3 separate regions of the Homo sapiens genome follow, and all the other regions are linked to region 2. Evidence: chromatin loops called from intact Hi-C (ENCODE). Cell type or tissue: psoas muscle. All regions are shown on one strand. Links, peaks and the distances in the headings refer to the core of each region. The heading gives the core; the rest is flanking DNA. Region 1 overlaps SLC2A9 (solute carrier family 2 member 9). Region 2 has its middle 18 kb from the start of DRD5. Region 3 holds the start of LOC124900665 (a long non-coding RNA gene).

Region 1 (10,041 bases), core at 1,193-9,192, 170 kb before region 2:
GAAGGAGTTGGCCCAAGGTTGCTGGCATTGAAGATGGAGGAATGGGACCAGGAGCCAAGGAGTGCAGGTGGACCATAGGAGCTGGAAAAGACAAGCAGGCGGATTCTCCCTAGAGCCTCCAGAAGGAACACAGCCCTGCAACACTCAATTTTAATCCAGTGACACCTGCTTCAGATTCTGACCTCCAGAACTGGAAGATGATAAATCTCCATTGTAATTTGCTGTAGCAGCAAGAGGAAGTGAATAGAGCTAGGTACATGGCAACCATTACCTTAGTCCTCACCCCCCTAAAGTCTACACATTTTCTACCTTTTGCTTTATAGATGAGAAGACTAAGACTCAGCGAGGAAATGTCAAGGTCACAGAGCTAGTGCATTGGTCAATGTTCCACCCAGGAAAGTGGAAATAATATTTCAGAGAGGCACTGGATGCCAGGAAATGGTTACAGAGGTGCCAGTAGGGCTGGGAGAGCAAAAGGAGTTGGGCAGAGTCACCCTGGAGCCCGTGCGTTCACCCTCCCTCCCCTTTCCAGGAGAAAGGGCTCAGTCCCAGCTCAGCCACTGGCCTGCCCAGTGGCCTCAAAGTGCTCACCTCTCTGCAAAATGAAAGAGTTGCATTGGCATTGGCTCACTTCTAATTTCTGAAGCCTAAAAGAAGCTCCTCTTTGCCGAGGCTGAGTTCAGCTACTCTCCTCCAGTCACATTCCATTTGTGTCAAACTTTGTCCTCCTTTTTGGGCCACACCATGCATATCCCAGATTCTGTGGTCTTACAGAGCCAGTTTTGATGCCAGGTGAGTTTGGGTTCAAGAACTGATCCCATCTCTTACTGACACTGCTGGAAGCATGACTGTGGCAGCAGGGCAGATGCTGGAGCTGCTCTCGTTAACGTGGCTGATGTTCTTGGCACAGATGACGTGGGAACCACAGCCTCTGAGGCTAACCAGGAGCCACAGCTGATGGTGCTGGAACTTTGACTAGCAGAAGAGGTCCTTTCTTCCTCTAACGATGCATCAGTGCCTCTCACTGCTGGAATCTAACAGGACTCTGCTAGCATGGGAGTAAGGAGATATCATTTATAGGGAGTAAGGACAGGCAGTTTGTAGGCTGCTAGCCCCCATGACACAGAAGAGTTCTAAAAGGGTGGTTGTGGGGCTGAGTCCCAATAGGGCAAATGCAACAAGTTCATAAGTAGTGGGATGCTGTCAGCACATTTCATCTCAGCACCTGTGCACTGGCTCCTTCGCCTGGAAGGCTCTTTCCCCAGATGTCTGCATGACCCACACCTCCCTCACTTCCTTTAGGTCTCTAGTGAAATAGCATCTTCTCAAAAACATCTCCCCCAGCTGCCATAGCTCAGTGTCCCCTCTTCTCACTGCCACTTACCTTGATTTATTTTTCTTTTTAGCACTCATTATGACCTGAAATGATATGTTTATAAATGAATTTGCTTAGTATCACTCCCCTCCATGAGAATGAAAAGCTCCATGCGAGGAGGGACACTTTTCCTATTTTACTTATTGCTGAAACCCCAGCACCTAGAGCAGTGCCTGGCATACAGTAGGCATTTACTTACTAAATAATTGTTGCATGAATGAAGAAAACCAAAGTATACCAAAGGCTGAGTACAGTCTGTAGCACGCTGCTGCTTAAAGCTCTGTAGTACATTCTTGGAGGTGTTTATAGCAATTGGATGGAGACTTACTTGCTGTGGGAACATGAAGCAGTTTCACCCAGAGGAGAAGCAGGCATGGAGAAAGAGAGAGAGAGTGCCATTTTTACAAGGGAAATATTTTAGATCATTGCTTTGGGCCTTCTGTGATGTTTCTGTCTTGATAGTTTCTACCTCTGTTCTGGAGAGGTTTCCTCATGAGAGAGATTTTCCAAGTCAGGCAAGGCATATATATATATATATATATATATATATATATATATAGAGAGAGAGAGAGAGAGAGAGAGAGAGAGAGAGAGAGAGAGAGAGAGAGTCATTCTCATTTCAGGTCTCCCTGCAGTCACTCTCCATGTGGCATCAAGCCCCACCAACTCAAGTGGTAGTGAGTCGTGTCTGTCTCTCACTAGAGACCTCCTGGGAGCAGAACCCGTTCCTTGTTCTTCCCTTAACACAGTGGATCTTTGCACGCCATCCCAGATGCACAGCAAGCTCTCACAAGCTGCCGGATAATGGCAATGAGCTGAATTTGGCTCCTTAGCCTCTCAGCCCTGAGATTTCTTGTGAGGTGTGTGGAAAGAAAGATCAGACAGATCTAGGTCAGAGCATGAACTCCTCACTATTACCTGGGCGAACACTGGCACATTTCCTCACCTCCCTGAAGCTGTGGACTGAAACACACTCGCCTTGAAGGGCTGTTTCTGTAAGACACCTCGCACAAAGCCTGGCATACAGTAGGTACACAATAAACCTTAGCCTCTTCTCCCCTGCTCAGTGTCTCTTGACTCCTCTTGAATAAAGTTGAATCTGTAACTGGGGCAAGATCTGATTATGTAACAGCTCCCTCTCCCAGCCCAGGAGTTTGCCATGCTACACAGAGGTTTTTTTCCCAGTTGGGAAATGCAATTTCTCATTCCTCTTTCAAGTTCTTTGGAGTTAGTGATTAGAACATGGCTAGGAATATGCATGAGGTATGAGCCACAGGAAGCCCTCTTACTTTCAAATTGAAGGGAGAATGTGGGGAACATGCATTCAGGGGGTAGGGCTTGGATGAACTATTTTTAAATGACTTGGAGAGTGAAGAGAATGAACTCCTCTGAGAGAGTTACCTTCCATAAACTCATGTAATTTTTAAATGGGCTGATAGATAGCAATTTCCCAGGCCATTTCCTCTCTCTCCAAGGGCAGCCAGTTTAAACTGGAGGTATCAGCTCTGTCCCCTCCCACCCCATGGGTGACATTGCCCCATCTCCTTCCAATCATCTACACAGCCTGCACACATCTGGGGTTCTGGGCTTGCTTTAGAGACCCTGTTGTTCATCTTCCTCTCCAGTGCCTGGGTCCCTTCCACAATATGATTGACAGGTGGTCACCTGGCTCCTCTTGCACACCTTCAGGGATGGGGAACTCACTGTGCAAAAAACACGTTCATCCTTGGACACATCCATCAGGCAGTTCTTCCTTGTGGTCCCACACATCAGAGCTCTTGCCTGGAGCCCTTGTTCTGACCTCAGAGCCAAGGAAAGCAAATCCAATCCAGGCATCTCCTCTTGGGAAACTCTTTTCTGCAGACTAGACATCTGCAAATATGAGTAGGTTCATTACCTTCATCCAGCATGCTGTGAGCACCTCTGCATTCTAGACCCAGAGGAAAACCAACCTCTTCCATGAAGCATCTGCCATGAGCCTTCCCCTAGTGCAAGCGCTGCCCCGAGCTGACAGGACTGTGAGGACAGGAGCCAGCACAGGTGTGGCCACGTACCAATCACAGCACACCCCCAACACTGCACTACAGGCAATTGCAAGTTTAGCACCAATTCTGTGACATGTTGGAAGCACAGAGAGGACTTTCTGGCTCTCCCTCCTACCCTCTTTTTCACCCTGGGCCTGTGAGGAGCTACATTTCCTTCCACCCGTCTTTAGGGGAAGACCTGGCATTTGCTAAACTTGCAACACAGATATCCGTCTTGCTCTGATGAAAGTGATGGTGAAGGGAAGGTTGGGTGAAAACCAGAGAGCATGATGAGTGTCTTTCAATTTCAGATGAGACTGAGAGAGAGAGGAGGAAAGGTGGAAGGGAGGAAGGAGAGGGGAGGGGAGAGAGACAGGCAGGATTTGCGGGGAGGACAGCATTCCAAAGCTCTGAAGGGTCTGATTCTAAGTTGCTGTCATGGTCTGAATGTTTGTGCTCCTCACCACCCCTAATTTGTATCTGGAAGCCCCAGCTCCCCAGAGTGATGGTCTTTGGAGGGGAGTCTTTGGGAGGGCTGGCTGAGGTCATGAGGGTGGTGCCTCCAGAGAAGTGAGAAGGCAGTGTCTGCAGCCAGGAAGAGGCTTTCACCAGGGAGCTGACTCTGCGGACACCCTGGTCTCGAACTTCTGGCCTCCAGGACTGTGAAGTCTGTTGTCTAAACCACCCATCTGTAGTATGATGTTATAGCAGCCCCAGCTGGCTGAGCTTCCAGGAAGCATTGCTGGACATTGGGAAAATGATACTTCTGGAGCCCCGGTGTGGGTTGTAATTCTCGCTCCTCCGCTCCCCTGCTGAATGACAGCACTAGCCCCTTCTAGTGTCCCCCTCACACCCTCCCTCTGCCCACTCTAATTTCAGCCTTGCTGCAGCAGACAGTCCATGTGGGCTCAGGTATGGGCCAATGTTTGCCCACCTTAAGCACAGCACGTGCCTCTCCAAATGCTCAGGCCCTCTCCATGGCCAGGAAGCTGCTCAGCCATCTGCAGCGCAGTGTAGACATTCAGGGAGTTAATACCCCTGGGGGCAGGAGCTGGCAGATAAATGCCCCATCTTCCCCTGTGGGACAGTTCTGGAGGTATTCCATGTGCTGCTCAGAAGCCCCGCAGAACTGATGCCCTTTGCCCATAGAAGTCTCCCCAAGATGCACCTTGGACTGCCTTGCTCTCCAGCCGGTAAACTTCCCACACCCAGCATGTGTCTCAGGCTCTGCTGCGAGGGCATCCAGTGTCACTGCCCATGTGCAAGCTTCATCTTCTCACCTGCAAAGTGGGAATACTGACTGTGTCTACTTCAGGGGATAGTTATACGAGAATTAAATGAATAAGGGCACATAAAACACAAGGGAACCCTTAGCAAGTGGTGACCAATGTTATTGCAACGTGGATAGCTCAAAAATGAACCTCATTAAACGATGTAGCTCCAAACAGAAGCAGGTGACAAGGCTGGCTGAACTTGATGAAGCGGCTTCAACCTGTAATCCCGTCCATCAGGAATGAAATGTTTTGGGAGTTGAAAATGCAGGCCAGTGAATTTCCATCTTCCTTAGTATCAACCACTGTCCTTGCTGAGTAGTAAGAAGTTGTTGCCTTTTTATATTTTAACAATAATCATTTAGCAAAACCTACTGAAACTTTTCATTCGGAATATGTTTAAACAGAAAGTTTTTTAAACTGCTTGCAAGTTTTTCTTTTTGAATGTGCAGATCCGAGAGTTTTTTGTTTGTTTGTTTGTTTGTTTGCTTTTGAGAAGGAGTCTTGCTCTGTCACCCAGGCGGGAGTGCAGTGATGCACTTTCGGCTCACTGCAACCTCCACCTCCCGGGTTCAAGCGATTCTCCTGCCTCAGCCTCCCGAGTAGCTGGGACAACAGGCACCCGCCACCACGCCCAGCTAATTTTTTTGTATTTTTAGTAGAGATGGGGTTTCACCACGTTGGCCAGGCTGGTCTCAAACTCCTGACCTCGGGTGATCTGCCTGCCTTGGCCTCCCAAAGTGCTGGGATTACAGGCGAAAGCCACTGCTCCCAGCTGAGATCCAAGAGTTTTTATTGGTGATCTGTGTATATAACTTTGTCTACCAAACCACATGACAGACACATCTCTTTTTATGGAACAGTTTCTTATAAAAGGTTGCTACTTTCTCACTCCTGTTAAAATGTCATCTTTATCCTGAAGCAACAGATTGACTACATCTTGAATTTGAAAATCTCTGTGAGGCAGCGTACTGTCAATGGTCATTGAGGCTAGCAGCAGGCTTGCACCTGAAATGGAGATAGCGGGTTCCACTATTGATTGTCCTGTCTTTCTTTGTGTGGGAGTTGTTAGTTTTACCTTTAATTTGTGGTTTCTTTTGTTTTGTTTTTTTTCTTGAGATGAGGTCTCACTGTGTTGCTGAGGCTGGCCTCGAACTCCTGGGCTCAAGAGGTCCTCCCACCTCAGCCTCCCAAAAAGATTAGTTGGAACTACATACAGGCATGTACTACTATGCTCAGCTTTTGGGGATTCTTTACAAGCCACCTGTATATTCATTGGGGTTAATTCAATTGAAACCAAATACTACCATTTCCAAATCTGCTAACTGGTAAATTGCACAAGTAAACAGCAATATGTCATTCAAAAGACAGATCGAAGGCACCCTGTCAGCTTCTCCACACGGTGGAGCCCTGATCCCCAGTCACATAGGCCATGTGAAGGCTCCAGGTTCGGTCCATAATAAAACGTTATAAAGCTATAAATAGGAGCTCCAATATCTCCTCCTACACCCCTTGTTACATACCCTACCTTGGATCCAACTGCTGTCGGTAATAAAAACACACTGAACCTAAGTTAAAAACCCAATGACTTCCTCCTCTTAAATTCCATTAGTCATTGAAAAATAAATGCTTTGATGAAATCTCCTATTTTTAGAAGCATGAGGCCTGCCCTGTGTAAGGGAGAACAAGCTCAGTGCCACTCTGGGCATGGAACTTATACGAGGCTATTGCCCTATGCTCCACGTGAAGTCCCTTTGCCTGTCTCATCCCAGGCCCCCGATCACAAGAGGGAAGAGGCCTCCGGGTTGTTCTGCGCTTTGCTCTAGCAGGAGGTGATAAAAGAGGTGACAAAGTGTGGCTGCTGCCATAACAAAGTGCCATGAGTTAGTGGCTTACAACAATAGAAATGGGGTTGGGCGTGGTGGCTCACGCCTGTAATCCCAGCACTTTGGGAGGCCAACGCGGGTGGATCACCTGAGGTCAGGAGTTCGAGACCAGCCTGACCAACATGGTGAAACCCCATCTCTACTAAATACAGGCGTGGTGGCGGATGCCTGTAATCTCAGCTACTTGGGAGGCTGAGGCAGAAGAATCACTTGAATCTGGGAGGCGGAGGTTGCAGTGAGTGGAGACTGCATCACTGAACTGCAGTCTGGGCAACAAGAACGGAACTCTGTAAAAAAAAAAAAAAAAAAATCGAACAACAGAAATGGATTCCCTCACAGTTCTGGAGGCCAGAAGTCCAAGGTCAAGGTGCCAGCAGGGCCATGCTCCCTCTTCTGGCTTCCGACGGGGACCAGCAGTCCTTGGTGCTCCCTGGCTTGCAGCTGCATCACTCCAACCTCTCCTCCGTGAACACAAGCTTGCCTTCCCTGTGTGTATCTATCTGTGTCTCTTCTCCTCTTGTAAGGACAAGAGTCATATTGGATCCAGAGTCCATCCTCCTACAGTATGACTTCCTCATAACTTACATATTAATTATATTGACAAAGGTCTTATTTCCAAGTAAGTTCACATTCACAGCTACCAGGGGTTAGGACTTCAGCATATGTTTATGAAGACACAATTCAACCCACAACAGAAGGTTATAGCATTTTGTACCCTCTGCCAGGCTAAAGATGAAAGGGAGAGGGAGAATGTAGCAAGTACCCCACAGTGATAGCATGTATATTCATAATGCTCCTTGCTCATCAAGAGCCAGATACCGTTCTGAGGACTTTGTGTGTGCCAACATCGAACACTGGTTACACCACCAATGCTATTATGTTTATTTTACAGACAAGGAAACTCAGGCATGGAAACATTAAATACTTCACCTGGTATCATACTAGATAGAAAATGGTGCAGCCAGGATTTGTTTGTGAGCACCCATTGGCCCCGAAACAATGTGTGTTTGCATTGGTGAGCACCAATTGGCCCAAGACAATGTGTGTTTGCATTGGTGAACACCCACTGGTCCTGAGACAATGTGTGTTTGCATTAGTGAGCACCCATTGGCCCTGAGACAATGTGAAGCCCAGGTTTCTCCAGCTCCAAGACCTGCCCTCTCCCACTGTACCACAACGTCCCTTAAGTGGCTCTTGCTCAGGGGGCACTCCCAGGTGTGGGCTCAGCAGGTGTACAGACACCTGGAGGGGTCTCCAGGCCAGGATGGCACCTGTGCTAACAGCGTGGCTCTCTGAGGACCCCAAGGGAGGCTGGCGGGCTCCATCTCATCTGCTTGCAGTCGTATGTGGGCCACCCCCAGATGCATCAGTGTCTGTCACTCTGCTGTGCTCTGAAGGTGTCTGAGGACCATGGGGAGCCTGCCATTGGAAAATCACACCATGCCCGGAACAGTAGGGAGAACACCGAACAGATACTGGCCCCCCTGCTGATGCAATTTGGTTGACATCTAGCATAATTTTCCTCTGTTCCTGTTTGCTCAGCCCTCCCCCGCTTCTGTGTTTATAACATGCTCCTTCTCCTTCCCTGTCACCTGAGTCTTGATTTTTACTATTTCATTCAAAACACATGGGTTGGATGTACATTCTATGCAAGGCTCAACAGAGAGGAAATAAAATAACAATAATTGTTTATTGAACACAAATTATGTGCCAACACTTAACACACATTGATTTTATTCCCCAAAACAACCTCATAGGTAGGTTTTATTATTTCTGTTTCATGGAAGAACAAGCATGGGGCGGGCAGAATAGGTAACTAGTCTGGGGTCTTTTAGCAGAGACAGGGCTGGGTGTGAAGCCCAGGTTGCTCCGACTCCAAGGCCCACCCCTTTCCACAGTAACACAGCATCCCTTAAATGGCCCCTGGTCAGGGGGCGCTCCCAGGGGTGGGCACAGCAGGTGTGCAGACAGAACGCCCCAGACAAGAGTGAAAGTGCACAAGAGAGACAGACACAGGTGCAAGAGCGACCCGGATGAGAGGGTAACAGTGATTAGCCATCATGGGGGCAGGGAAGGTCTCCAAAAGATGTAACTGCTGAGGGGATCCTCGGAAAAGGATGTCCTAGGCAGGCAACAAAGTGGCAGGGTGTTCTGGACACAAGGAACAGCACGAGCAGGGCACAGAGGCAAGGCCATGGGGGTATGTGGAATGGAGGACGAGTGCCTTTTCCAGGGCAGCAGCCAAGAGAGATGGGGGGAGCCTCCAGATGCCACAGGGACCGTGGGAGGAGGCTCTGCATGGCAGATGAGAATTTGGACTGGATCCTGCTGGCAAGGGCAAGACAGCACAGATTTGTGTGCAGAAGAGTGGCCCAATCATCTTCCTGGGGATTAGCCTGGGGATAATGAGCCCAGTGGGGAGAGGCTGAGGCCTGAACTAAGGCAGGCCTGGGCTCAGGCAGAGAGGAGCACATGGACTGTAGACGCTGAAGGGGCTTAGTCACTAGATCAGACAAATCAGACACGGAAGGCAGTGTCTGGGTTATGTGACCACAGGCATCCAGTTTAGGTGACTTTGTGATTGTTGTCAGGTGCCCCCAAAGCCTGAGTCAAGGTTTTGAAGATGGGAAGTTTATTTGAGAGGTGACTCGAGGAAGCACCACTTGCCCAGCTGGGAAATGGGACAGGGAAATGGAGGATGCAATTGAGGAAGCACCACTTCTCCAGCTGGGAAATGGGACAGGGAAGGAGAGGGTACAATTGAGGAAGCATCACTTCCCCAGCTGGGAAATGGCACAGGGAAGTGGAGGAGGCATTGAGGTTCAATAATGAGCAGGTGTCAGCTGTGGGCAACTGGGACCCCACCCACCCAGTCACCTCTGGGGGACAGCGTAGGACTCACTCAGGTGTCTGTGAGGAAGCTAGGTATACCTCTGTTAACATCAGCTTTGTCTTAACCGAGGGCTGCTCCTGGGGGTGTTAACTGCTGAGGGCTGAGCACACACCTGTGCCCAGGGAAAGCCGCAGGCGGAGAGGCACGGGTGCTGGGTGTAGGAAGCTGTCCATGTGCAGGAGAGACATGGGTGGCATGCAGTGCCGGCTACAGGGACACAAGGAACACGTCAGCAAATTGAAGCACCAGGTTCTGTCTTTGTTCCTTGTTGGTCATAAGATAATGAGGCTGGACCAGAGGATGGGACAATCTGGGTTGTTTTTCTTTTTTTAATCACCATATGCCCAGCTCCCAAGCCCCATGCCTGGCACCTTCAGGGGTCTCAGAACTATAGGTCTTGCCACCCCCTGTGACCTGTGGGCAGGAACTTCATCTCCGTGCAAACACTCAAGGCCCTCCTCGGCTTGCTCCTCCCTTGTCGTCCAGCCAGGAAAGCATCAGAGAAGGCTTCCTGGAGGTGTCTGAGATAAGGCTGAAAGAACGAGGCAAGTAGCCAGGTGCAGAAAGGTCAAAAGAACATTCCAGATTGAGG
Region 2 (10,041 bases), core at 1,068-9,067:
TAGTTCATTTGAGGATAATGATTGAGCTCCCCTTCTACCATCACTAGGGATACAGAGGGGGAGCAAACAGACGTTGTTCCTTCCTCTTGAGGCTCACAGTTAATTGGTAAAGAGGGACCACTATTCAGAAAGTCCCACACATCATTGTATGATCAAAAGCTATGACAGATGCAAGGAAGGAAAGCTAGATGGTGTTGTGAGGCTTCATGGCAGGGACACTAAACCTGGTCTAGAGGTGAGGGAAGACTTCCCTGAGGCACTGGCTTGAATGGAGAGCTGAAGGAGGAGTAAGAATTCACTAGAAGAAAGAAGAGGAAGCAGCAAGTGCAAGGTCCTGCTGCAGCAGGAGGGAGCATGGCATGTTCAAGAAACACAAGAAGCCGGCAATGTGGATTACAGAGGAAGAGTGCAGCACGAGGGCAGTGGCTTGAGATGAGGCCAGAGAGGAGGGCATGCAGGACCAAGGGGACCAAGGCAAGGATTTTGGTGTCCATCAAATTGGAGGGTGCTGAGCAGGGGAGGGGTAACCATGTAATTGCCTTTCTCAAATGCCCCTCTTGCCATAGCAAGGACAGACTGGTAGAAGCAAGGGATGAACTGGAGAGATGAGTGAGGAAGCTGCTCCAGAAGACCCATCAAGAGATGATGGTGACAGAGAATTGAGTGGTAGGAATGATGATGGGAAGAGATGAGTGGAATCCAAGTATTTGTGGGTAGAAGTGGCAGGTGTGGCTACTGAAGGGAGATGGGGCTGTAGGGCTGTGAAGGTGTGAGTCCTTTACTTATCCATCTTAAGGGTCATGGCTGACACTCCTATAGGAAAAGACACATTAACAAGAGAAAAGCAGAGCAAATTTATTTAATCCAAGTTTTATGTGACATGGGAGGCTTCAGAAATGGCAACCCAAAGGCCGAGGGAAAACTGTTGATTTTTATGCATAGGTTAGATGAAGAATGGACAGCCGGATAGAAATGTGATTGAACAAATGGGTATGACCTACTGGGAACAGACTAAAAGGGGACCCAGCAAAACTGTCTGCTCAGATTTTTCTCAGCCTCTCTGTGTAGGCTTCCTTCCTCCCAGGTATGGGGCAGGACCCCTACTGAAATGAGAGTTTTCAAAGGAGAAGGAGAAGATGAGAGTGACCTTTCTAGGTTTTATGGTTTGCTTTAGCAGGAGGGTTTCTAGGTTCTATGACCCATCTTGAGGAAGATAAATTCTGGTTTCTGTGACTCACTTTGGAGGATGAAGGCAAGCAGAAGAGAGGGTGTGAGGAGAAGGTTGGAAAGACCTGGCTTCTGAGTTCCTTCCAATGTCCTTCAGTTCAAAATACTCAGGCTGAGGCACCATGCTTTGGGGTGTCATGTTCTGAGCCCCAACAGCATAACGGCAGCATCAAGACAACCTTTGCAGCCCGGCTTGCATAATGGACAGACACTGGTGCAATCCATGGGGTTGGAAATGTGGAGGGATAACTGGCTGGTGATGCCGGGAGCCTTGAGTTCAGTGTTGGACACATTGAGTGTAAAGTGCCTTTGAGACACCCAAGTAGGCTGTTGGAAATAACCAGCCTGGAGCTGAGAGGTCAGGTTGAAAAGCAGTGTCCGGATGGCAGGTGGGCCCTTGGCCATGAATTAGACCACCAAGGAGAGCCAAGTGAGAAGTCAAGAGGACCTAGTAGGGCCCCTGAAAACTCCAAATGGCCAAGAATAGGCAAAGAGCTACAAACAATCCTGAGAGGGGGCCGAGGGCAGAGACACCTGGAGGGAATGTTCATCGAAGTCACACCCTTCCCCTGCATCCGCCCCTCACTCTGCAGATGGGAGCTCAAGAAGCCAAGGGGCTTGCTCTGTAACCAGGTCACCCGGCTTCATCCTGGGCAAACTGAGATCACAGTCCCCGACTCTCATTTGCCCTCTTCTCTGCTTTTGGGATTTTTTTTTTTCTTTTATACTCTTTTTTGTTTTTTTCTGGGTACATAGTAGGTGCATATATATGTGAGGTACATGAGATGTTTTGATACAGACATGCACTGTGAAATAAGCACATCATGGAGAATGGGGTGTCCATCCCTGAAGGATTTATCCTTTCTTTTTTTTTTTGAGACGGAGTCTAGCTCTGTCGCCCAGGCTGGAGTGCAATGGCATAATCTCTGCATCTCTGCTCACTGCAAGCTCCGCCCCCCGGGTTCATGACATTCTCCTGCCTCAGCCTCCCGAGCAGCATTTTTTGTATTTTCAGTACAGATGGGGTTTCACAGTGTTCACCAGGATGCTCTCGATCTCCTGACCTCATGATCCACCCGCCTCGGCCTCCCAAAGTGCTGGGATTACAGGCATGAGCCACCGCACCCAGCGCATTTATCCTTTCTAATACGAACAATCCAATTACACTCTTTTAGTTATTTGTAAATGTACTATTAAGTTATTATTGACTACAGTCATCCTGCTGTGTGATCAAACAGTACATCTTATTCATTCTTTCTAACATCATCCCCACCTGCCCTCAGCCCCCCACTCCTCTTCCCAGCCTCTGGTAACCACCCTTCTACTCTCTAGCTCCATGAGTTCAACTGTTTTGATTTTTAGATCCCACAAATCAGTGAGAACATGCAATGTGTGTCTTTCTGTGTCTGGCTTGTTTCACTTAACATAATGACCTCCCATTCCATCCATGCCATTTTCTGCTTTTGTACAAGGCACAAAAAGCAGGGCAATGGGACTCAATGGATTTTCCACGCTGCTCTAACACACTACTGCAAACCTGGTGGCTTCAAAGAATGCCGATGTATTCTCTCATAGTTCTGGAGGTCACAAATCCAAAACGAGTCTTCCTGGACTAAAATTGAAGTGTTGCTAGGGCCCTTGGTAGAAACCCTAGAGGAGAATCCATTCCTTGCCTCTTTGGTGGCTGCTGGCATTGTGAATTGTGGCCACATCACTCCAATCTCTGCCTCCACTGTCACATCACCTTCTCTTCTGTAGTCAAATCTCCTCAGCCTCCCTCTTCACTTATAAGGACATTTTGTGATTACATTGCGTATCCATACAGATAACCCATGATAGAATCCCCATTGCAAATCTTTGAAGTAATCTCATCCACAGAGTCTCTTCTGCCAACATCCCGTTCACTAGTTCTGGAGGTTAGGACATGGACATCTTTGGGGGTTATCATTCCCCCTTTCACAGGCTATTTGGGCTGTATACAAACCAGAGATCCGAGAATCATCTTGGCGGCCTCACTCTGTAAGCAGGGAAACGTCTGTCTGTGCTCAGCAGCAATCCCTGGAGGCAGAGACTGGAAATTACACCTGCAACCGTAGTAAGAGCTTGCCATGGGCTGGCATGGGTGCCATACCTGGAGCTGTACATGCATCCCCCACGATTCTCTCAGTGGCCCTTTGAGGTCGCTCTCTTACTGCCACCAAGGTGCAGGGTGGTGAAGGCAACTCAGAGCAGAGACCTGGCCTCGAAGCCTCGTCTCCCTGGAGAATGACCAATCATCAAGAATCTGTGAACACAAGCACGAGAGGCAATCTGAGCCCTTCCCCAAAGCCTCACTGTCCATTCACTCTGGCTGGAATCCTGCCCTACCTTCAGGGCCCAGCTTAGGGACAAGGAGCAACCACATCCTACCTCTGAGGACACAGCCCTCACGTATTTCTGCAATCCGTCTGCAGCTGATGGTCTGAATGAGCATCGTGTCATCATAGCACTTGTAAATTGTTGGAGGGGCTCCTCCACACTGAGGGAATGTGCTTGTTCAGGGAAGGGCACACTCCCCCATTTCTCCCCGAACCACACTTCTGCCATGGGACCCTGCGGACACAAGGGCCCTCCCCTTGCCCTGTTGCTTCATGTGGCTTAGTCTTGCTTAACAAACGTGCTAGGTGTGGAGGCTGAGGCCTGCGTGTAGTGTTGAGGGCAAGCAGGGACCACCTGGAAATGCTGAAAGCATTCTGTTAAAGTGGTGCCTTCCCATCATGATTGCTAGGCCCATGATGAGAAGAAATTGCAGGAAAGCACAACCTGGACCATAGAAAGGACAGATCAGTGGGTGGGGCTTTATGTGCTTATCCCTCCCACCACCCTGCTGCAGACCCCGCCCACACTCAAGCTTAGCCCCTGTGGCTTAGAACCCAAGGGCACTTCTGAGCTGAGGCCGACTTCAGGGAATACTAGTTAGGACAGGTCAGCTGCAAGTAACAAACAAACAAACAAAATACACAGGAAACTCTGACCCTCAGGGCCAAATCCAGCCCACCACCTATTTTTATAAATAAAGTTTTATTGGACCATAGGTGTACCCATTCATTTACACATTGTCTATGGTTGTTTTTAGGGTCGTAGTGTCCACAGAGATCTCATGGCACACCCAGAGCCTAAAATGTTTTCCACGTGGCCCTTTATGGAAAAAGTTCACCCACCCCTGGCTTGAACAATGACAACATTGAATTATCTGCCATCACAAGAACTCCAGAGGAAGGCGGCTCCAGGGGCACACGGAGGCTCAGCAACATCCTTGAGGCCCCAGGCTCCTGTTCCCTCCTCGGCAGGTGGGCCTTTCTTCTCGGGCTGGTTGCTTCATGGTCACAAGCCGGCTGCCACAGTTCCAGGCTTGACTGCCTCTCACAAGCACATTCAAGCCATGAGGAAGGGCAGGCTCCCTCCTCACCTCTTCTTATTTAGGGATCAAAATCCTTCCAGGGTGGCGCAACAGAGTCCCCTTACCTCTCAGTGTTTAGACCAGGGGTCTGTAAGCATTTCCTATAAAGGAACAGATAGTATTTTAGGTTGGTCGGGTCGTGTATGATCCCTGCAGCATATTCTCTCTCTCTCTGTGTGTGTGTGTGTGTGTGTGTGTGTGTGTGTGTGTGTGTGTGAGAGAGAGAGAGAGAGAGAGAGAGATGACCCTTTCAAAATGTACACTCCATTCTTCTCATGAGCCATAGTTTGTCAATGCCTGGTCTGGCACTCTTCACATGCCCACTCCGTGCCCATCTCCAGCAAAGGGTAGCGGACTTACCCTTGATATCAAAGGTCCTTGGCTTAGACCAATCACCCAAAACTGATGTTTCAGAGATGCCTGCCGGAGGAGTGTGGGCAGCTGTTACTGATGTCAGAAAAACAGTTTGAGTGCCACTTCATTCTCCGGCAGGAAGGAGTGATTGGCTGCTGGTCCTCCCCTGTCCGAGGAGGAAGATAGAATCCACCCACCAAGCTGTGGAGAGGTGGACCCCACAGATTCCCTTGCAAGCCACATCTGAGAGTGAGCAGAGGGAAGAAACTCAAGCGTTTGGAGTCCTCTTTCTCAACAACCAGGCTTAAAGCGCCATCTTGTGTCTTGAAGGGGAAAGGAGGTCAGGACGTGTGTGCTAGAAGCAGGCAGAGGATCTTCACCAAAGTCTCAAAAACTAAAGAAGGAAACATGGCGATCCTCAGGGCCTGCAGAGGCCCCGGCCCTTCCCATGCCCTACAATAGTCTGGTCTCATTTACTTCTTGTACTAGCAGGGCAGTTGCTGCCAAGGCCCTCAAACAGGAGGGCCATACTTTAGTTACCTCATCTAGTTGTTTAGAGAGGTAGGCCGGTGGCCTCAGCCAGGGCCCCACAGTTTGGGTGAAAAGTCCAGCTGCCATCTTTTCTCTCTCTGACACATAAAATAGAAAAGGCTTTGTCAGATCGGGTAGCCCCAGGGCTGGGGCTGCCAGAAGTTTTTCCTTTAACTCAGGAAAGACTTGCTGTTGTTGGGATCCCCATTCCAAAGGTTCCCGGACCCCGCCCACTTTGGGACCTCATACAAAGGCTTGGCTAATACTTCAAAGTTTGGGATCCACTGTCTACAAAACCCCACAACTCCTAAGAATTCTCTCACCTGCTTTCTGCCCTTAGGCTCCGGTAGATTGCAAATGACCTGCTTTCTTTCTGATCCTGGGCTGCCTTCCGTCCCCTGTCAGATAGTAAATCCCAAGTAAGGTACCTGCTGTCGGCAGATCTGAGCTTTCTTCTTGGACACCTTCTACCCACAGTCCTCCAGGTGCCGGTGTAGGGCATCTGTTCCCTTGGCACACCCGACTGCCGTGGGGTGTCCCAGCAGAAGGTCATCAACCTACTGGAGCAACACGCAGCCTAGGTCTCTGCTGGGAAACTTCTGGAGGTCTCGAGCCAATGCCTCCCCAAAGATGGTGGGGGGAGTTCTTGAACCCTTGGGGAAGCCCGGTCCAAGTGTACTGAGTAGTGACACCTGACTCCGGATCTTCCCACTGAAAGGCAAACAGCTTCTGCCTCTCGGGGGCTAATCTGATAGGAAAGAAAGCATCTTTCAGGTCAAAGCAGGTGAACCAGCTGTCCTCAGCTGGCAGCAACCCCAACAATGTGGACGGGTTAGGTACTGTTGGAGGGAAAGTCAGTGTAGCTTGATGAAGCAAGCGCAAATCCTGTACCGGCCGGTAGTCCTTGGTCCGTGGCTTGGGAACAGGCAGGAGGGGAGTGTTCCACGCAGACTGACAAGGAACAATAATTCCAAAAGTTCTTAGGTGCTTGAGACGGACCTGGATACCTTGAAGGGCTTCTCTGGGGACCGGGTCCTGTTTTTGCCTAACCGGCTGGGCCCCAGTCTTAACTGGCCAATCCCGGAGGGTTGTCTTCCGCCCGTACTCTTGGCCACCGCTTAGCCAGAGCTGGTCTTCTCTCTTGGCCTGGCTCAGTTCAGAAAAGTCTCCATTCCTCCTCTCGGGGACCATAAGGGTCATAATGACTCCCGTTCTGGGTAACTTTGGCAGCAAAGAGCCGTGCTCTGTCAAAGAGATAGTGGCTCTCAGCTTGCTGAGCAAGTCCCTTCCCATAAAGGGCAAGGGACAGTCAGGCATGTACCAAAACTGATGAATGACTTTATGTCCTCCTACAGTACGAGTCCGAGGCAAGCAGAAAGCTTGCTTTGCTGAAACCCCCATGGCTCCGATGATGTCAATCATCTTTTTGGATAAGGGGGCAACCGGGGCAGTTACTAGCGAATGTTCAGCACCTCTATTTACAAGAAAATCAATGTCTCTACCCCGGACTGTCATTCTGACCAGAGGCTCTTGGGGACGCTTGAGCCTGGTCTCCCTCAGTCCAAGAACCCTTCTGCCAGGTTGAGCAGGGCCCCTTCCTCCTCGTCCGGGGCCTCCTGCTCTGAGTCACCTTGTTTTCTTTTGAGCTGAGGGCACTTGTTCTTCCACCGTCTTATTTCTTTACTATAAACACACTGGGTACGCTGCAAACTCTGACAGCCAAGCTGAGTTTCTTTCCCGGGGCCCCCCTTCCCTTGCCTCTTTGGGGGTCCCCTCTGATTGCTGCAGCTAACAACCAGGTCGGTGTTTCTCCAGGCCTGACCTCCATTCTCTTTGCCGTTTTCCTTAGGGCTTGCTGCATCCCTGTTTACAAACACCTGGCTAGCTATTTCTAGTAATTGTGGTGGATTCATCCCTGCAAGCCCAGCCTCTTTCTGCAGTTTTCTTCTCATGTCTTCTGCATTTTGACGGACTAAAACCATGTGAATCATGCACTGATTTCAGGGCTATCGGGATCAGAGGGAGTATACATACGATAGGCCTCATGCAGTCTCTTGTAGAATTGTGCTGCACTTTCTTCTTTTCCCTGAATGACCTCAGAGAGCTTGCTAACGTTTGTGGCCTTCTGAGCTCCCCTCATTAATCCTTCCAAGAGAGCTTCCCTGTCTCGGTTTAGCCTTTGCATATCCTCTGTTTCATGTGGGTCCAACTGGGGGTCGGTTCCTGGTAAATGGGTCCTTCCATACTCTTGGGGGTTTTGCTAATCAGCTGGTGCATGTTCCTCTAGCCACTTAGTTGCTGCTTGCAGGACTCTCCGCCTTTCTTTGCTGTTAAAGAGGAACATGAGCAACTGGTGCCAATCAGCCCAGGTGTGGTTGTGGGTCTGGATAATAGTTTGGAGCAAATCAATTAGAGCTTGTGGCTTTTTGGTATAGGGCGGTGTATTGTTTTTGCAGTTGAGAAGGTTGACGGAGGTGAAGGGCTGGTACCCAAAAACGCCTCTCCACCACGTGACCATCCTCATCTATCCCTGTATACCGCTGCTCTCTCAGGGGCGTTTGTATCCCCGTTTTGGGTCGTAAACGAGCTGCCGAGGGAGGGGTGGAATGTGACTTACCGAAATTAATAATCTCAATTATTAATTGACACTAATAATGATCAATATTAATAACTGATCATATAATTTTTAAAATCAATACTGATAATAATGATAATTAATATTAATAGTTATACTAACGATAACAATAAATGATTAGTATTAATGATTAATGATGCCTGATATTAATAACTGATGTTGATCTTATTCATTAGAAAACAGTAATATTAGCTCCTAATAATTAATATTAATATTAATAATTAATAGCAATATCACTATTAATAATAAAAAAGATATCAGTAATTAATGTTACTTCAATCAATCATAAGTGATGTTGGTAATAAAACAATAATTAATATGAATATTAATAACTAATATTAAAAGTGTCATTAGTATTAAAATTAATTTTAATCATGCATAATCATACCTTGAAAATAATCATTAATGATTAATAACGTTATACTATTAATTAACATTCCCATTCATAATTATTAATAAGACTGATCTTTAATAATTCATAATATTATTACTGCTAATACCGCAGGGGGTGTATACCTACCTGTGATATTGTTCTTAATATCCAGGGATGGAGAGCACGATATTAGTTTTCATATCGCAGTAGGTGTACACTCACCCTGTGACACCAATCCTAATACCCAGCGGGTAGAGTATGAAATGACTGCCAACATAGCAACGAACGTACAGCCACCTGGTGATATTGCTCCTAATATTCACAGAAGAGTATGATATTACTCCCAATATCGCAGGGAGTGTAAACCTCTTCTGTGATATTGTTCCTAGTATCCCGAGGGGGAGAGGATGATAATAATTCCAGCATCACAGGCTGTGTTCACCCAGCCTGTGAAATTGTTATTAATATCCTGAAAGGGAGAGGATGATATTGCTGCCCATAATAGATAGATATGACTCCCCATAATAGAGCAGGAGGTGTACACCCACCCTGTGATATGCTTCCTAATATTCAGAGGCCGAGAGGCTGATATTGTTCCCAATATCGCAGGAACTGTACACCCCCCTGTGAAATTGTCCTTAATAATATTCCAAGGCGGAGGGATTGATACGAACACATAGATGGCAGAAAGTGGACACCCCCCAGGGATATCGTTCCCATGATCCTGGAGGGAAGAGGAGGATATTACTTTCAATATCAGAGAAGGTGGACACGCCCCCACTGATATTGTTTTTAATTCCAACGTGGGAGAGGAGGATATGACAAGTGATATCACAGAACTAGAAACATTTCTGTGATACTGTTCTCAATATTCAGGGAGGAAGATGATGATATCACATCCAATACAGACGGGTGCACACCCTCTTTACACCGAGGGTGTACACCTGTCTGTAAAACAGTTCATAATCCCCAGAGCGGGAGATGATATAACTCATGATATGGTAAACAGGCTGTGAGTCCACCGCGGATCCTAAGAGCCAGGGGGACAAGAGGGGCTGGCTCTTACTTCCCGCATCGCGGGGGGTGCCTCACCCCCCTGCGATGGGGGTCCTAAGAGGCAGGGGGGGCAAGAGGGGCTGGCTCTTACTCCCCGCGTCGCGGGGGGTGCCTCACCCCCCTGCGATGTGGATCAGCATATCCAGGGGGCGATAGGGGGGTGATATGTCTCCCCGCGTCGCTAGTGGCGTCTACCCCTCTTCGATGTGGATCATCATATCCAGGGGTGGAGAGGGGGGTGATATTACTCCTCGCATGGGGGGGTCGCCTGCCTCCCTGCGATGTGGATCGTCATATCCAGCGGGGGAGTGGTCGGTGCTATTTGTCTGCGAATCGCGGGGGCACCCGCCTCCATGCGATGTGTGTCTTCATATCCAGAGGGGGGAGATGGGGGTGATATTATTCCCAGCATCGAGGGGTGCGCCT
Region 3 (10,041 bases), core at 708-8,707, 300 kb before region 2:
GCAGTCCTGTGCACGGCCTCCATGAAACCCTCACTGTCCAGCTCCCGTCCTGTGGCTCCACCAGCTTCAGATTGCATCTTTTGTCGTCATGCTGCTGCCTCCACATCCCATTTGGGCAGCTCGCCCTCCAGGATAGCATCTGCATTCTGGGAAGGAAAGCTGAGAAGGGAAGGTGGAGGAGGAAGCGGTTAGTGCTTAGAGTAGCAAAGCTTTTTTTGTTTGTTTGTTTAGACGGAATCTCTCTGTCAGCCAGGCTGGAGTGTGGTGGCACAATCTCGGCTCACTGCAACCTCCGCCTCCCAGGTTCAAGCAATTCTCCTGCCTCAGCTTCCTGAGTAGCTGGAACTACAGGTGGTGCCACCATACCTAGCTAATTTTTCCTCTTTTTAGTAGAGATACAGGGCTGCGTGGGGATTACATGAAATACTCCAAGTAAAGCCCTAAATGAATACTTGACCCACAGCAAATATAATTAATATTAGGAATTATCATTGTTTTAGTAGATGTGAAAGAAAGGCTGTTATCAAACTATAAGTAATGTATACATGCTAGTTACCACTGTGAACACAGGACATGAAATAAGTATCCAATTAGTGATAATATACAATGAATTGTGACTGTGCTCCCAGAGAAGCCAGGTGAAGGCCAGGGGAAATTCAGAGGACCATCTCTGGCTGGGACATCAGGGCAGGCTTCCTGGAGCAGGAGGTCCCTCAAGACTGGAGAGGACACTTTCAGGAAGTCAACCAAGACTGAGGATGTGACTGACATTCCTGGAAAATATCAAGGTGGAATTTAGTATCTTCCAGTGTTCTTACATGGAATCATTTGTTCATTTCTCCTGTGGAGATTAAAAAACTACAAACCTCACATTCTTTACCATAAAAATCTCCCATTTTTAAAATTCTTATATTTAGTCCTAGATTTCTGTGAGTCTTCCTCATTTGCCCCTGGCTATCATCATCCTACATAAAATCAGGGATGGTTGGCATCCTAACTGGCAGCTACTAGGAAAAGGAAACTGAGAGAAGATAGGATTCTAAAGCTGCCACTGCCTGGAAAATCTTGTTAGATAATGATACAAGTTAGGAGCATTGATAACAACACGTTTTTCACTTACTGAGGTCTAAGTTTTGGGTCATCCAATTGTCATCCTACTCTTTACCTTGTCACCACAAAAATGTTCTTGCTGGGTGAGTCGGAATGTATTAATTACCTATCAAACAATTGAATATTATATCAATAAATTATGTAAATATTAATATTTTAATAAATAGCAATACAAATTAATAGTTCATGTGATTAATTCTTAATCAGCTAATTAATTTTAAAAGGAAAAAAGAATCTTAGATGAAACATTCCAGAGACGTCCCAAGACATTAGATACCCTATGCCAAGGACGCACGTTTTCTTGTCCCATGAGCCAGGCTAGCCCCAGGGACCCTAAACTGGGTCTTTTCACTTAGATTCTGTTGCAGCATTTTGCGATTATAACCTGATCTGGTACAATGACCATTCCACTCTTCCACTCCCCTATTTATTTTTTTTAAGAAGGATAAAAACCTCCTTGCTCATCATACTAGTGTCTTACATATAAATGGCTATCAGGGTTTGTGCCTTCATAGGGACTTGAAGATGGCAAAGCTGTTCAGTCACACAACAAAATCGGTTGTCCCCACAGGCCCTGGTGGGATGTCAGCATTATCCTTTCCATGTTTTGGTGTGGGAAATGGAATTGCAGGGAAGCTAGGTTTGGAGTAACTTGTATCCCTGGGATGATGGAAGTGGCTGCAAGACAAGAAGCCCGGTTCATAGCCCAGCATCCCTGATGGACGGGCCTCACTGCTACTGCAGTAGGACAAAGTAGACTCTGAAGGGGCTTCGCAATAGCAAAAGGAAGCAACCACAGGACTTGCTTTGGTGGCCTTGAGGGAGCCAAGATGGCCGCAGTCAGACACATTTAAGCTTGCTGCAAGCAGATGCGGGCTGAGTGGCCAGTATAAACTGAAGTGCACTTTCGGGGCCCACCTTCTACGTTAGGCACCATTTGGACACTGCCATAGAGATGTGTGTTGTCTGATGAAAAAAGCACTACCCTTGTGAACAGAATAGCCTGGGGTCCTGCACCTGCTTCTCACCCACTGATTAACCTTGGACAAGGTAATCACAGACCCTGAACCCCCATGCATAAAATGGCATGACACGCCCCCACCCCAGCATATGCCACCAGGCTGGTGAGATGAGGAAAGCCACATTTGAGGGGAGTTTATTAGCTAGGGTGGTTTAGGCACACAGGCAAGGAATGAGTTCTTAAGAACGTAACTGAGGGCTCGTGCTCTTGTATAAGAAATACTTCGTTTGAACTAGTGCTGCCTTCACAGAAGATCACATCATGCAGCCAAAAAATTAAAAGGATTGTAAGGGATAATGCTGGCTGCAGCCGTCAATGTGGCCCCATTGAGAGCAGGATGAGGACGTTTACAGATGGAGACAGACACCATTTCACTGGCAATTGAATTAGAATCATCAGCTTAGCTCGCTTCTGGTCCCATCACAGATTAATCTAAATGGCACCCCAAGGAGACATCATTTTTTAAGCAGTTTGGGATTAGAAAAGGTCACACTTCTGAGAACGCTCCAGAGAGAAACACAGTGGTACCATTGTCTTCTGAATTCTAGCTTACCCTGATTTTGTTTGTACTGCATAAAGTCAGGTCAAGCAGTATGCCTCAAATAACTTGGATTTTTGACAATTACGCCTTCTTTCATGGCTGCCTTCCTGCCCTCCCTCTTTCTATTCCTTTCTCTGTCCTACCTCCCTCCCTTTCTTCTTCTTTCAATTACAGCCTCTAGTTCATTGGATTTGGAAACAAAATGAATATTATTTGAAGATTGCAAAGTATTCATCAAAACTCAGGTTTTGCCAAATTAAATGGCCGCAAACAAACCACAGTCTTTGCCCTGGGAGGAAAGCTGCCTTGATCACTGTCTCAGCCACAAGAAACAAACACATTCTTGGGTTTAGCTGACATGTCCCATAGAGACCTCATCCGTTTCTTCACTTTATGGCACATGGATGTACTAGTTATTTAGCTTTTGCTCATGTAACTTGTAAAACCTTCTCTAAGTGGCTTAAAAAAACTTCTTGGGTCCCACTCTGTTGCCTAGGCTGGAGTGCAGTGGTGCGATCATGGCTCTCTGCAGCTTCAAACTCCTGGGCTCAAGGGATCATCACATCTCAGCCTGTCGAGTAGTTGGGACTACAGGCACGCACCACCATATCTGGCTTCTAAGTGGCTCTTGCTCTTTTCAGTTATTCCTTTCTTTTCTGGTTTTTTTTTTTTTTTTTTTGAGATGGAGTCTCGCTCTGTTGCCCAGGCTGGAGTGCAGTGACGCAATCTCAGGTCACTGCAACCTTTGCCCCCCAGGTTCAATCAATTCTTGTGCCTCAGCCTCGCCAGTAGCTCGGATTAACAGGCACATGCCGCCATGCCCAGCTAATTTTTGTATTTTTAGTAGAGACAGGTTTCACCATGTTGGCCAGGCTGGTCTCAAACTCCTAACCTTAAGTGATCCGCCCACCTCAGCCTTCCAAAGTGTTGAGATTATGGTGTGAGCCACCGCGCCTGGCTCTTTTCAGTTTTTCAGTCTTTGCTTTCAACTGGAGCACATTCTCAGCAGCAGCTTTTGCTGTAGCAAGCAGTGTCAACAGCATCCCTCCGGCAGGTGACTTCCTTGAGTTGGCTTCCTCAACCTCAGCACAACCAACTACTCACATTTCAGGTGGGACAGTTCTTTGTGTGGGGGCTGTCCTGTACATTGCAGGGTGTCAGCGGCATCCCTGGCCCCCATTAGATGCCAGTAGTACCCCCTGCCCCAGTCGTCACAACCAAAAATCTCTCCGGACATTGCTAATTCAGAAAAGAGTTCCTTTTTATTTTTAAAGAGCTAGGTTTTTGTTGCTGTTGTTACAACTCTGTGATCTTAACAGATTAATTTTCTTAGGAAGAAAAACCATGACTGAGATATTTAGCTTCTTCGTTATAATTCAAAATTCACTCAATCATTTATTCACTCATGTAATCAACTGTAGGGGCAGCAAAATTCCACTTCCATACTCTTAGGGTCCTGCTTGTGCTGGAGAATTTAACTGACATAAGACAGATGAACAGGAGGAAAGCATGCACATTTTTAAATACAAGTTTTATGTAGCACAGGTACCCTCATAAGGAAATAAAGTCCTGAAGAAGTAGTCAGATATACTGAATTGGACAAATAATAGTAAGTTGTGAAGAAGCAACTAAATGATGTGGGGAGGCTTAAAAGGTAAGAGTTATTTGCACAAGGTTGGTACAGAATTCTTTCCATCTTAGCTTCTCATCTTTGAGAATAAGACTGTTGCATCTTTCACATAGGGATCTCATCTTTTGCTTTTAACAAATGGCATGAAGGTCAGAGTGATCTTCTTGCATCTGCTATTTTTCTTTTTCTTGTTTTTTTTTTCGAGACGGAGTCTTGCTCTGTCACCCAGGCTGGAGTGCAGTAAAGCGATCTCCGCTCACTGCAAGCTCTGCCTTCCGGGTTCACGCCATTCTCCTGCCTCAGCCTCCCGAGTAGCTAGGACTATAGGCGCCCACCACCCCGCCAGGCTAATTTTTTTTTTTTTTTTTTTGTATCTTTAGTAGAGACAGGGTTTCACCATATTAGCCAGGATGGTCTCGATCTCCTGACCTCGTGATCCTCCCGCCTCGGCCTCCCAAAGTGCTGGAATTACAGGTATGAGCCACCGCGCCCGGCCACACCTGCTGTTTTTCAAGTGGCTTTAACTTAGTGTCAATATGCCCGAGTGGTGTAATTTCACTCCTTCAGAGCCAATGTTCATTGGTCATTAACTAGGCCCAGACACCTCACTTGGCTTTGGGGACACACGCAGCTTTGAGAATAAAACAGACATAGGTTGTCTTGTGTCACTGCATTTATTTTATTTTTTAAAGACAGGGTCTCACTCTGTCACCTGGGCTGAAGTGCAGTGGTGCCATCATAGCTCACTGCAGCCTCAAACTCCTGGGCTCAAGTGATCCTTCCACCTCGGCCTCCCAAAGTGCTGGGACTACAGACATGAGCCACCACACCTGGAAATTTCACTACATTTATAGAGCAGTGGAGAAGAAGGTAAACAAGGGATTCCAGAAGTGCCACGTTGGTAAAGAATGCTCACACAGCTGTGGGAGCCCGATGAGGGACATGAGGTCCAGCCTGGCATGGATAGGAATTATCATCCTACCTTTCTGGTTTCCATGAGGTCCTGATGTACAGAGCATAGCATACTGCCATGTCCTTGAATGCCCATTTCCCATTCCTCCTGCCAGCCTTGATTTAGAAGTCCTTCTCCTGCTTTCTGGAGGCCTGCATTGTCTCTGGTGTCTGAGGTCCCTGGTTGCAGTGCTCAGCTTAAAACAGCAGAGAGCAGCTTCAGATCATGGCTGGGCAGAGGCTGAGTCAGCCTGCAGGATAACTGGCTCCTAGCAGAGGCGCTAAGGAAGCCTGGTATGGGCCAACGGACCAGGCAGGCCCTCCTTCCAAGCCTCGGCCAACAGGAACCCGTTTCCTGGCTTTCAGCCCTCAAAGAAACTGCCTGGGTCTGTTTTGAAAGATCTCGAGTTGGCTGAAAGGGACATTTTCCCCATGACTGGCACTGGTTGTCAAGCCTGCTGGGCCCAGCAGGAGGAATGCCATCTCTTTTATCTCACCTTCTTTGTTAAGAGGATGGGCTGGCAGGGAACCGCTTTGCAATTATCTTGTTTAAGATGAGCAGAGGAGATAGTTGCTCCCTGCAGGGATAACCCAGGTCCCCAAGCCATCTCCTTTAACCAGCAAATACATGAGCATTATTCTAGCTCATGGCCAGGGTGGGAGGAGGCTTGGTTAACTGGACACGGTGGCCTGGCGCCTCACTCTCCCTATCAAATCCTATCAAAGCTTCTCTGTTCTCAGCTTCTTTCTCTTGGGCAAAAGAGGTAAATTGCAATAATTTGTTCCGAAGGGGTGCTAATGGGTGGCACTCAGTTGATTTCTCATTCTCCCCACTTCCCCAAATCACTTAGCTGGTATCTCCGTATAAACAAGCCCTTCTCTACTTGAACTGAGGACTAAAGGAAATATATTTGTCCATATAATGGGGCTTTTATCCAAGAAGCATTTCTCAAAGTGTGGTCCAAGACCACCCCTATCTGTAACGACTTATAAAAATACGGATTTCCTTCAGCTCAGCTACATTGCCACAAATGACAGGATTGTATTCTTTCTCGTGGTCAAATTTGTATTCCGAGGTGTATGTACACTTTCTTCATCCACTCATTTGTTGATGGACACAGGTTGATTCCATATCTTGGCTATTGTGAATAGTGCTGCAATACACATGGGAGTGCAGACAACTCTTTGGGAAATGGATTTCCCTGCCTTTCCTTTGGATATATACCCAGTAGTGGGATTACTGGATCATATGGTAAGTGAAATAAGCCAGGCACAGAAAGGTAAATACCACATGTTCTCACTTGTATGTGGAAGCTAAAAACGTTGAGCCTATAAAAGTAAGGAATAGGTTGGGTGCAGTGGCTCATGCCTGTAATCCCAGCACTTTGGGAGGCCAAGGCTGGCAGATCACGAGGTCAGGAAATCGAGACCATCCTGGCTAACAATGAAACCGCGTCTCTACTAAAAATACAAAAAATTAGCCAGGCGTGGTGGCACGCACCCGTAGTCCCAGCTACTTAGAATGCTGAGGCAGGAGAATCGTTTGAACCTGGGAGGCAGAGGTTGCAGTGGCTGAGATCACGTCACTGAACTCCAGCCTGGGTGACAGAATGAGACTCCATCTCAAAAAAAAAAAAAAAGAAAAAAGAAAGAAAAGTAAAGAGTAGAACTGTAGCTACTAGAAGCTGGGAAGGATGATGGGGAGAGGAGGATAGGGAGAGGTTGGTTAATTGTTACTAAATTACATCTACATGGGAGGAATAAGCTATAGCATTCTATGGCCCTGTAGTTGATAATTTGTTTTCATAATGGTTTCAAATATGAGAGAATTTTGAATGTTTCCAGCATAAAGACATAATAAATATTTGAGGTGATGAATATGCTGACTACCCTGATTTGAACATTATACCTTTGTTTACATGTATCAAAATATAATATGTGTCCCATAAATATGTACAATTATTATGTGTCAATTACAAATAATTTTCAATTTTAAAAATATGGATTTCCACTGTTTGGCAGCATCTACTAGAATTAGACATATGCCTATCCTGCACCCATCAATTCCATGGCTAAGAATATACAGGAGAATGGAGCATTTATGCCCAGCCAAAGATATGGTTAGGAACATTTGAGCGGCACTGTTCAATAGCCCCAAACTGGAATCAACCTAGACGTCCATCAACAGGAGAATGGAGGAGCAAACAGATTGTGATTTATCCATATTGGGCAATAAAAGTGAAGGAACTACCAATACAGTCAACATGATTCATCTCATAAACATGACATTGAGCAGGAGAATCCAGACATAAGAGTATCGGCTGTGTGATTCCATTTATAGGAAGCTCAAGAACAGGCTCAACTACTCTGTAGGGCCAGAAATTAGAATAATGTTACCTGGAGTGGGGCTGGGAGTTATTGACTGGGAAGGGGCATCAAGGAGGCTTTTGGGTTATTGGAAATGGTCAATATCTTGACCTGAATGGTGGTTATACACGTACTTATGTAAAAATGCACTGAGCTCTATACTTAAGATCTATAAACTTTACTATCTGTAACACACACACACGCGCGCACCACGCACTTCCCAGCCTTATTCCAGACCTACCAAACCCAAATCTCTCTGCGAATCTGCATTTTGCATCCCTGGTGGTGCCAATGCACATTGACTACCAGGGTTGCAGGTGGTGCGATTGTGAGGGGGTCATTTTGTCAACCCCCAAATCACACCAAACCCTATTTCCCATCTGGGGTGGAACATCACAAGATTTTCATACGTCAGTCCCTAAGGGAATAAGATTGGTGTGAGATTTCCCACCGGTTAAGATTATGGACAAGGACCCTGTGAACAAGATTGTCACAGTCCCTACCAAGACAGAAGCCACACTGTTATGGAAATATAGTTAGCCAACACTTTCACTTCCTTTCAATTGAAAGTTTAAAACAATTACTTCTATCCTTCAAACTTTTTGTGGACAAACATGTATTTTAAATTTAGAATCAGTCTATATGTAATGTTTGATCCTGTCCCTTTCTCTGTGTCACATCATCCCATGTTCAGCGTTATTAGCAAGAGGAGGCAGGACACGTTTGTCAAGTGTCTGGAATAGGCAAGACCTCCTGTATTTAGTCATCTCATTGGAGCCTTAAAACAAACCTATGAGCAAAAATACTAGGCTCATAAGGATTAAGCAACTACCGCAAAGGTACACAGCAAGTAGGTGCATAGTGGGGATTTGATCCTGATCTAACACCACAAAAAACTCTCTGGTGCTAACAGTCTACTACAGGATTCCAACTTTATTTTGTTTTAACTTGTGGCCATGAGTTACCTCTGTCATTACAAACTATGAGTAAACCTCATCTTAAAATATCTGCATCTTACCCAACTAGTAAACCATTATTTAATTATTCCCCTAATTTCGACATTATCTCCATGTTTGCCAATCAAATGTCTTGGTAAATGTGTTTTAACATAAACCTTGTATTTAGGATTAATAGATTAGGAGAGATTATTACAAATGGAATAACCAGGACAAAGACTATGCACATTTGAAAGACAGGAATAATTTTACTGAACTGCTCTCCAAAAATATTCTATTAATTTGTGTTCCTTTCAATGGTCAGCCTGTCTCATCCCACCCTCATCAACTTAAGGCATCATAACTTGAAACAAACTTTGCTAGTATGGCACTGCAATTCAATTTGCATGGGCGAGTTTGGTCGTTTTTTTTTTTTTTATTTTTTGTTTTTTATTTTTTTTGAGACAGAGTCTCACTCTTGTCCCCTAGGCTGGAGTACGATGGCACAATCTCAGCTCACTGCAACTTCTGCCTCCCAGATACAAGTGATTCTCCGGCCTCAGCCTTCCAAGTAGCTGGGATTACAGGCGCCCGCCACCATGCTTGGCTAATTTCTGTATTTTTGGTAGAGATGAGGTTTCACCATGTTGGCCAGGATGGTCTTGAACTCCTGACCTCAGGTGATCCACCCGCCTCAGCCTCCCAAAGTGCTGGGATTACAGGCATGAGCCACCGCACTCGGCCAAGTTTGATCATTTTTAATGTATTTATTATTCGGCTATGTTTTTCCTTACGTAAATGTCTTAGACTTTGAAGTGTGAACTCTTCATATGTGTATTCAGGAGCTGGTACTATTTTATATTTGTCATAAATATGCCTCATGGATTAAATTTTGTTTTCTAATAATGTTTACGTTGCTGACTGGTAAAATGACTTCAATCTTTGTGTAGTCAAATCTATCAGTAAATTTCTTCATGACTTTTTATTTCTTTTAAACTTAGAAATCTTAGAAAATTAATTACCAAGTCAGAAGAATATTCACGTTTATTTTCTTTTGTGTTGTGATTTTACTTTGTCCTTATCCATCAATCAGCCATGAATGTGGAAGTGTGTGGATGTGTGACACTGTGTGTATAAGTGTGTGTGTGTGTGTGTGCAGCCACAAGCACACTGTGAGGTGAAGATTCAACTAGATATTTTTAACTTGCTACTTCATTAAAAAGTCTTTTTTATAAAAACTATGATGTCACAAATAATTTATAGTAATTTTTCAAGATATTTTGTCATTACTATTTTCAAGGTCAATTTCAAAGTCACATTTTCAAGTTAAAAATTACCCCACTGACCTTTTAAAAAATTGCTACGGTTACGTTTGTGCTTGATACTCATATTTTCAAAGCAAAGCATATTCTATTTAGTGATACTTATATAGGTATTAAATCTATAAAGAAAAGCAAAGGAACGATCAAAACAAAAATCAGGATAG

Evidence for each region. A loop is a pair of places that touch in the nucleus more often than their neighbours do. Peaks named below come from ENCODE experiments on the same cell type or tissue, not always from the same donor. Only the 100,000 strongest peaks of a DNase experiment are listed, where the experiment ranks them.
Region 1: a loop joins it to region 2, with 2.5 times the contacts of the local background. A loop is called at or near these places in 2 of 110 quality-filtered maps.
Region 3: a loop joins it to region 2, with 6 times the contacts of the local background. A loop is called at or near these places in 57 of 110 quality-filtered maps.

What each region holds. Positions count from the first base shown.
Region 1 is chr4:9,923,856-9,933,896 of GRCh38, reverse strand. The region is part of intron 6 of SLC2A9 (solute carrier family 2 member 9); the gene reads left to right. Among named protein-coding and RNA genes, the nearest start is that of SLC2A9-AS1, 59 kb to the left of the region's middle. In psoas muscle, for the core only: a CTCF peak has its summit at 6,062; no DNase peak of the experiment used is centred there; H3K27ac peaks cover 447 bases.
Region 2 is chr4:9,758,563-9,768,603 of GRCh38, reverse strand. No RefSeq gene overlaps it. Among named protein-coding and RNA genes, the nearest start is that of DRD5, 18 kb to the left of the region's middle. RefSeq lists a silencer at 3,326-3,375. In psoas muscle, for the core only: CTCF peaks have their summits at 3,290 and 5,331 (motif pointing left); no DNase peak of the experiment used is centred there; H3K27me3 peaks cover 1,323 bases.
Region 3 is chr4:10,059,338-10,069,378 of GRCh38, reverse strand. It overlaps LOC124900665 (a long non-coding RNA gene), which reads right to left and starts at 5,365. Exons shown (of 2, transcript XR_007058029.1): 1 at 5,285-5,365. RefSeq lists an enhancer at 5,422-6,036. In psoas muscle, for the core only: a CTCF peak has its summit at 5,450; a DNase peak (open chromatin) is centred at 5,528.